2 separate regions of the Homo sapiens genome follow, and region 2 is linked to region 1. The links are chromatin contacts, found by Hi-C or POLR2A ChIA-PET in ENCODE. All regions are on one chromosome and are shown on one strand. The core of a region is the stretch at or near the end of the contact, and the rest is flanking DNA. Distances in the headings are between cores, read along the strand shown.

What was found. Hi-C counts contacts between places; a loop is a spot of excess contacts on that map. ChIA-PET counts read pairs that join two places held with the same protein, here RNA polymerase II (POLR2A). Pooled maps may share reads with other maps.
Region 2: a loop to region 1 is called in a pooled map, with 2.4 times the contacts of the local background. The contact joins the promoter of LINC01970 here to the promoter of UTS2R in region 1. A Hi-C loop is called at or near these places in 2 of 50 pooled maps. POLR2A ChIA-PET finds 5 or more read pairs at or near these places in 5 of 52 experiments (A673, BJ, HEK293T and 2 more).

The regions. Positions count from the first base shown.
Region 1 is chr17:82,370,447-82,373,115 of GRCh38, forward strand. UTS2R (urotensin 2 receptor) reads left to right here and starts at 1,319. Exons shown (of 3, transcript NM_018949.3): 1 at 1,319-1,601; 2 at 2,152-2,337.
Region 2 is chr17:82,291,450-82,294,118 of GRCh38, forward strand. LINC01970 (long intergenic non-protein coding RNA 1970) reads right to left here and starts at 1,365. Exons shown (of 2, transcript NR_135639.1): 1 at 1,074-1,365; 2 at 1-114. RefSeq lists silencers at 961-1,010, 1,051-1,300 and an enhancer at 2,057-2,166.

The sequences.
Region 1 (2,669 bases), core at 69-2,568:
CGTTTCGGCAGCTGGCTTGCGGGAAATTTAATTCTTGGAGCAGGCATTCTGGGTCCTGAGTGCTTTTCCCCAGCCCTAGCCCCTAGACTCCAGCTTAGTAATCAGCTCTCACAGAACCATCACGTCGGAGGCAGCCTTCCACCCCCTTTCCTCCCGCGCACAGGCAGGATGAGCTGCTCCCCTTTCGGGTCGGAAGCTGCAGCTGTATTTGGTTTCAGTTCGGCTGTTTTCAGCTCACAGAGAATGAACTGTCTTATTGTGTGACCCTTGCTCCGTCCAGCGGACGCTCGGAGACCAGAGGGACTTTTCCCGCCCTCTCCAGCCCAGCCTCGCCTCCCCAGCACGTGGCAAACGTCCCACGGAGGGGACTGGTGGGCATCTGGGGCTCCCCCGGATCCAGCTGATTGCAGGAGCCTCTCGGCCATTCACACTTGGCCACCTCCTCTCCCCCAGCAGAACCCCTTCAGCTTTAGGGGCCGGTCCGCGGCCTCAGGCAGCAGATGAGCCCCGGGCGGAGTGGAGTGGGCGAGGCCAGCTCCTCGCTGGGGGCCCTTTAGACCCCGTGTTCACAGCTCTCCAGCTCTCCTCTAGTCTAATTTATTAATGTTCTGTGTCTTTTTCTTTCAGGGGTTCAGCATGAGTGAAGGCCCACATCCTACCTCCGAGCAGCAAGTGAAACCGAGTGGGGGCCAGCACCCAGCTCAGGGGCTCGAGGGTGAGGCTGTGGGGTCCTTCCTCCTACCCCGCGGGGCCCTGCAGCTCCCAGCGTCACTTCCGTGGATGTGGCCACCACGAGTCCCTGCCGAGGCCTGGAGAGGCTGCGTGGGCTTCTAAGAGCATCTGTGGGAGACCCGCAACAGGGGCGGGGTCAAGGCCCCCAAAGAGCCCGTCCCCGCCTGGGCGGGTGACTCCCTCCCTCCCTTACCTCCTTTCTATGACCCTCTCGGGGTTTAGGGGTGTTCCTGCCCCCCACCTGCGCGCGGGCGGGTCCAGGGCTTGGTGGACACGGAGAATCCCAGGCTCCGTGCCCTGCAAACACGGGCGTGAGGGGCGCAGGGGTGAACGCTGGAGGCGGAGAACCCAAGAGGGGCTGCGGGGTCAGCCTTGGGGCAGCCGGGCTGGAGGCAGCTTCGCTCCGCAGACGCAGACGCGAGACCCGCCTGGGACCCTCCGCCGACCCCGCTGCGGCCCCGCGACCCCCGCGTCTTCCCGGCGCCGCGCGGTCAGCGCCGCCCCCTAGACACCCGGCGCCGTCCCCTCCGCGCGCCTGCTGCCCGCTGGGGTTATTTTAATACCGGGCCCTGGCGCGGGGCGCGGCGCATTCCCAGCTGGCGGCGGGCAGGTGGCGGCGGCGCAGAGACCCGGCGCGGGGCGGGGGGCGCGGCTTTGGTGGCGGGACTGGCGGGCGCCCCTGCCGTGTGCTCTGGAAGCCGAGGCCACCGCGGAGCCCCTCGCGCCCCCTCTGCGCTGGGACAGGGGAGCGCGCCTCGGAAAGTTCCCCGCGGCCCCGCTGCGCGAGGAGTTTGGAGCCGCGAGCGGCTGCCCCCACGCGCGACCCCAGGCTCGGCGGGCAGGTCTGGCCGCTCAGTGACCGGAGGCAGGTGGGTCCTCGGTGGGTGACCGGGAGCGCGCGGGGACTGCCGGGTCTGTGCCCTTCGGGGCCCTCCGCAGGGCTGGGCCGGGGTTTCGCGGTGGGAACCCACCCTGGGCGAGGGGAGCGGGGTCCAGCGAGGCGGCTTCTCCCGTGCCGTGGAACTTTCGGCCCCTCCCCTTCCCCCCTAGCGACCCTGGAGCAATCCTAGCGGCCCGGCGGCCGCTGTCCCCCTGCCCGTGACTCGGGCTCGCGCACAACTGGGGAGCCCGGTGCACCCTCGGCTTCTGCGCCGTCCCCTGGGTGAGGGCTCTGGAAATGCCCTGGGTGGGGGCAGCAAGGGGGTGAGGGTCCCCTGGACAGATGGAGCTGGGAGCTGCTCGGCCTGGTGGGAAAGGGCGGACAGGGCACATTTCCAGGCCCTGGAAGGCCCCCAGCGCCCCCACCTGTTGACAACTCCCCACCCCAGCCAAGACTGCTCCCTGCGCAGCCATGAGTGTTCGGCCTAAATTCAGCGTGGCTCGTGGAATCAGGCAGCCTCCTGTGTCTTGTTTCTTCAGCCCACCACCGCGCTGTTTCATCCAGGCTGCTGACCCCAGCGGCGACTCCTTCACTGGCTTCATGTCACAGTTTGCCTGCCCCGTCCACTGGGGACATTTGAGCTGTTTCCAGCTTCTTAGGAGTCAAGCTGCCGTGAACTTTCGCACGCTTGTCATTTTCTGAACGTTGGCAGCCCTTTATCTAAGGTACTAACCTGAGAGTAGAATTGCCGGGTGAGAAGGTATAGGCGGTCAACTCTGCAAATCGTGCCAATGGCTTTCCAAAGCGGCGGCACAGTCCAGGTTCCCAGCAACAGGAAACGGCAGGGCCAGCTCCTCCACAGCCCCCACGCCTGTTGACAAGGATATCTGCCTTTTCACGCGTTCATCCTTGTCAGCACGCAGGGGCTCCTGTGGCCCTGACTGGCATTTCCCTGCTTGTTGGCTGCGTGGGTGTCCTTTTCAGGAAGTCCCCGGTCACGGTTTTGGTCTCTTTTTTTCAAATGGGTTGTTTGTCTTTTCCTTACTAATTTGCAGTT
Region 2 (2,669 bases), core at 115-2,614, 79 kb before region 1:
GGTGGGGAGGCCTGGGCTGCACTGGCCACACAGTCCCCTCAAGAAGATCTTCTACGTGAAACAAAGGAGCACTGAGCGAGGGGAGCTCTGCTCAGAAAGGACCATCTTGCATCACTGAAATTGTGGGAAATGATAACAAAAAATTGAAATGTCGTGAAGAAACACACCAATAAGACCATTTTTAAATATACAGAGGAAGCTAGAAAATACAGAAAGAGGAACCATTCGGACAAGATACTCAGGAAATATCCAGGATTGTTATACCTAAAACAGCCCTCACTGCCCCCCTCCTGGCAGCGCACCTGAGCCCGGAGCCTGCCAGGGACAGCTCTGAGGAGCCAGGCAGGGCCAGGGATGGGCTCTGAGGGGCCAGGCAGGGCTAGGGATGGACTCTCGTGCCTGCCTGCTTGAGGCTTCCTTGGTCAGAGCGAGCGATGCCACCTTTAGGATGGCCAGAATTAGCAAATAAAAATATGGGATGCCGATAAATCTGTACTTCAGATAAACAATTTTTAGTACATGCCCAACGCGGTAGAGGTAAATCTATAGGGGCTGAAGCAGATTTGCTGGGCCGTGGGCAGGGTGGGGAGTGAACGCTCATGGGCACGGGGTTTCTTTCTGGGGCAACAGAAACGGTGTCACATGAGATAGTGAGCATGGCCGCCCATCTCCGAATATACGGCAAAGCCATAAGCTTTCAATAAGTGAATTTCACAGTAAGTGCATTATATTTCAACAAATCTGTTTTAAAATCTTAACTGAGCCGGGCGTGCTGTCTCAGGCCTCTAGTCCCAGCTACTCTGGAGGCCGAGGCGGGAGGATCGCTTGAGGCCAGGAGTTCAAGACCAGCCTGGGCAACATAGCGAGACCCCATCTCTACAAAAAACACGTTAAACAAAAACGTTAATTGGGCGTTCCGTGTTGTATCCAGCAATCCTAACCGCCCTCCGTCCCCGCGAGCCCCAGTCCTTCCCCTGCGGCTGGGCTGGGTCCCCCGTCCCGGGCGGTGAGGGCGCCCTGCAGGCGTCCACAGAGCTGGGCTTCCGTGGCGGCAACCCTAACCCCAGCGCCACCTGGTACGGCCCGGCCCGCGGGTCCCTCCGGGTCAGGACGCAGACGCGCCCGCGGCGGTAACCGGGGGCCCGGGGGCCTCGGGCCCACCCCGGCCAGACCCCGGGGAGGAGCGCAGGACACTGCCCGCGCCGGGACTCGGCTGTTTCCGATCCTCCCGGGCGTCCTTTAGGAGACTCATTCGCAGCCGACGTTGCGGAGGCGCAGGAAAAGGGCGAGCAGGTGCCTCAGGGACACCACTTCCAACCGCACGCCGATCGCCGGCTCCACCATAAATAGAAACGGGTGGTCTCTAATTGGCCTAGCTCTAATTGGCCTAGCTGTTGTCACGTGCTCTCCGATGGCCCAATCACTAAGGCTGGACGATGCTGCACTGTGAATGGCCAGGCCCGAGTCATGTGCCCGGAGAGGGCGGGGCTGGGCCCTTCCGCTCGCCGCGTCTGGCGATCGCGGCTACGGAGACCCAGGAGGGCCCGGCCAGGAGACCCGCTCTCTAGAGCGGCGAGGGCAGGGGTTGCTAGGGCGCCGGGGTCGAACCCGCGCTTCCTGCAAGTCTTAGGGCCGCATCCCTGCCGAGGCGGGCGTTGGGAAGGGTGGGAGATGGGAAGGTGCGGTGGTGCGGGGAGGGGAGGGCGCCGGGAGGGGTCGGAGAGGGGTCGCGGGTTTTGGGGCTGCGAGGAGGGAAGGAGGGAAGAGGAGGGAAGAGGAGGGCAAGGGGAGGGGAGGGCGGGGAGGAGAGAGGGCGCGGGCAGGGGAGTGGAGGGCGCGGGGAGGGGAGGGCGCGGGGAGGGGAGGGCGGGGAGGAGAGAGGGTGCGGAGAGGAGGGCGGGAAGGAGAGGGGACGGGGGGAGGGAGGGGACGGGGGGAGGGAGGGGAGGGTGGGGGAAGGAGGGGAGGGGAGGGTGGGGGAAGGAGGGAAGGGGAGGGGAGGGGAGGAGAGGGCGGGGAGGGGAGGGGAGGGCGCGGGCTGCGGGGCTGCGGGGAGGGAGGGGCGGGTTCAGGGCTGTGGGCCCCGCCCGGGGCACCGCCTGGATCAGGCCTGAGGCCGGCTGCAGAGAACTTGGGCACCGCGGACCAGATTGCTGGTCACCAGGATGAAAAATAAAAAAGACCCAAACAGCTCCCCCGACCCCGCCTTCGCGCAGGCCCCTGGCGTTCTGCTCAGGGGTTTTTGTTTAATGAAGAACGTCAAACATCTGGCAAGGTCGGAATGATTTTGCGATGAGCACCGCCTGGATTCTGCGGTGAAAGCGACTGTGTGCGCGCTCACGGCCTCGCCTGTCCCTGCATCAGCCCATCTCGTCAGGCAGATCAACATGAAGCTGTAAAACGGATGACTTAGGCCGGGCGTCGTGATGGGCGCCTGTAATCCCAGCTACTCGGGAGGCTGAGGCAGGAAAACCGCTTGAACCTGGGAGGCGGAGGTTGCAGTGAACCGCGGTTGCACCACTACACTCCAGCCTGGGAGACAGAGCGAGACTCCGTCTCAAAATAAATAAATAAAACATATGACTTAGGTATATACGCATGGGGGGAATCCTCGTAAGGCAAGAACGTGCTGCACATTCTGGGGACTGGGACAGGATAAGCACACGAGT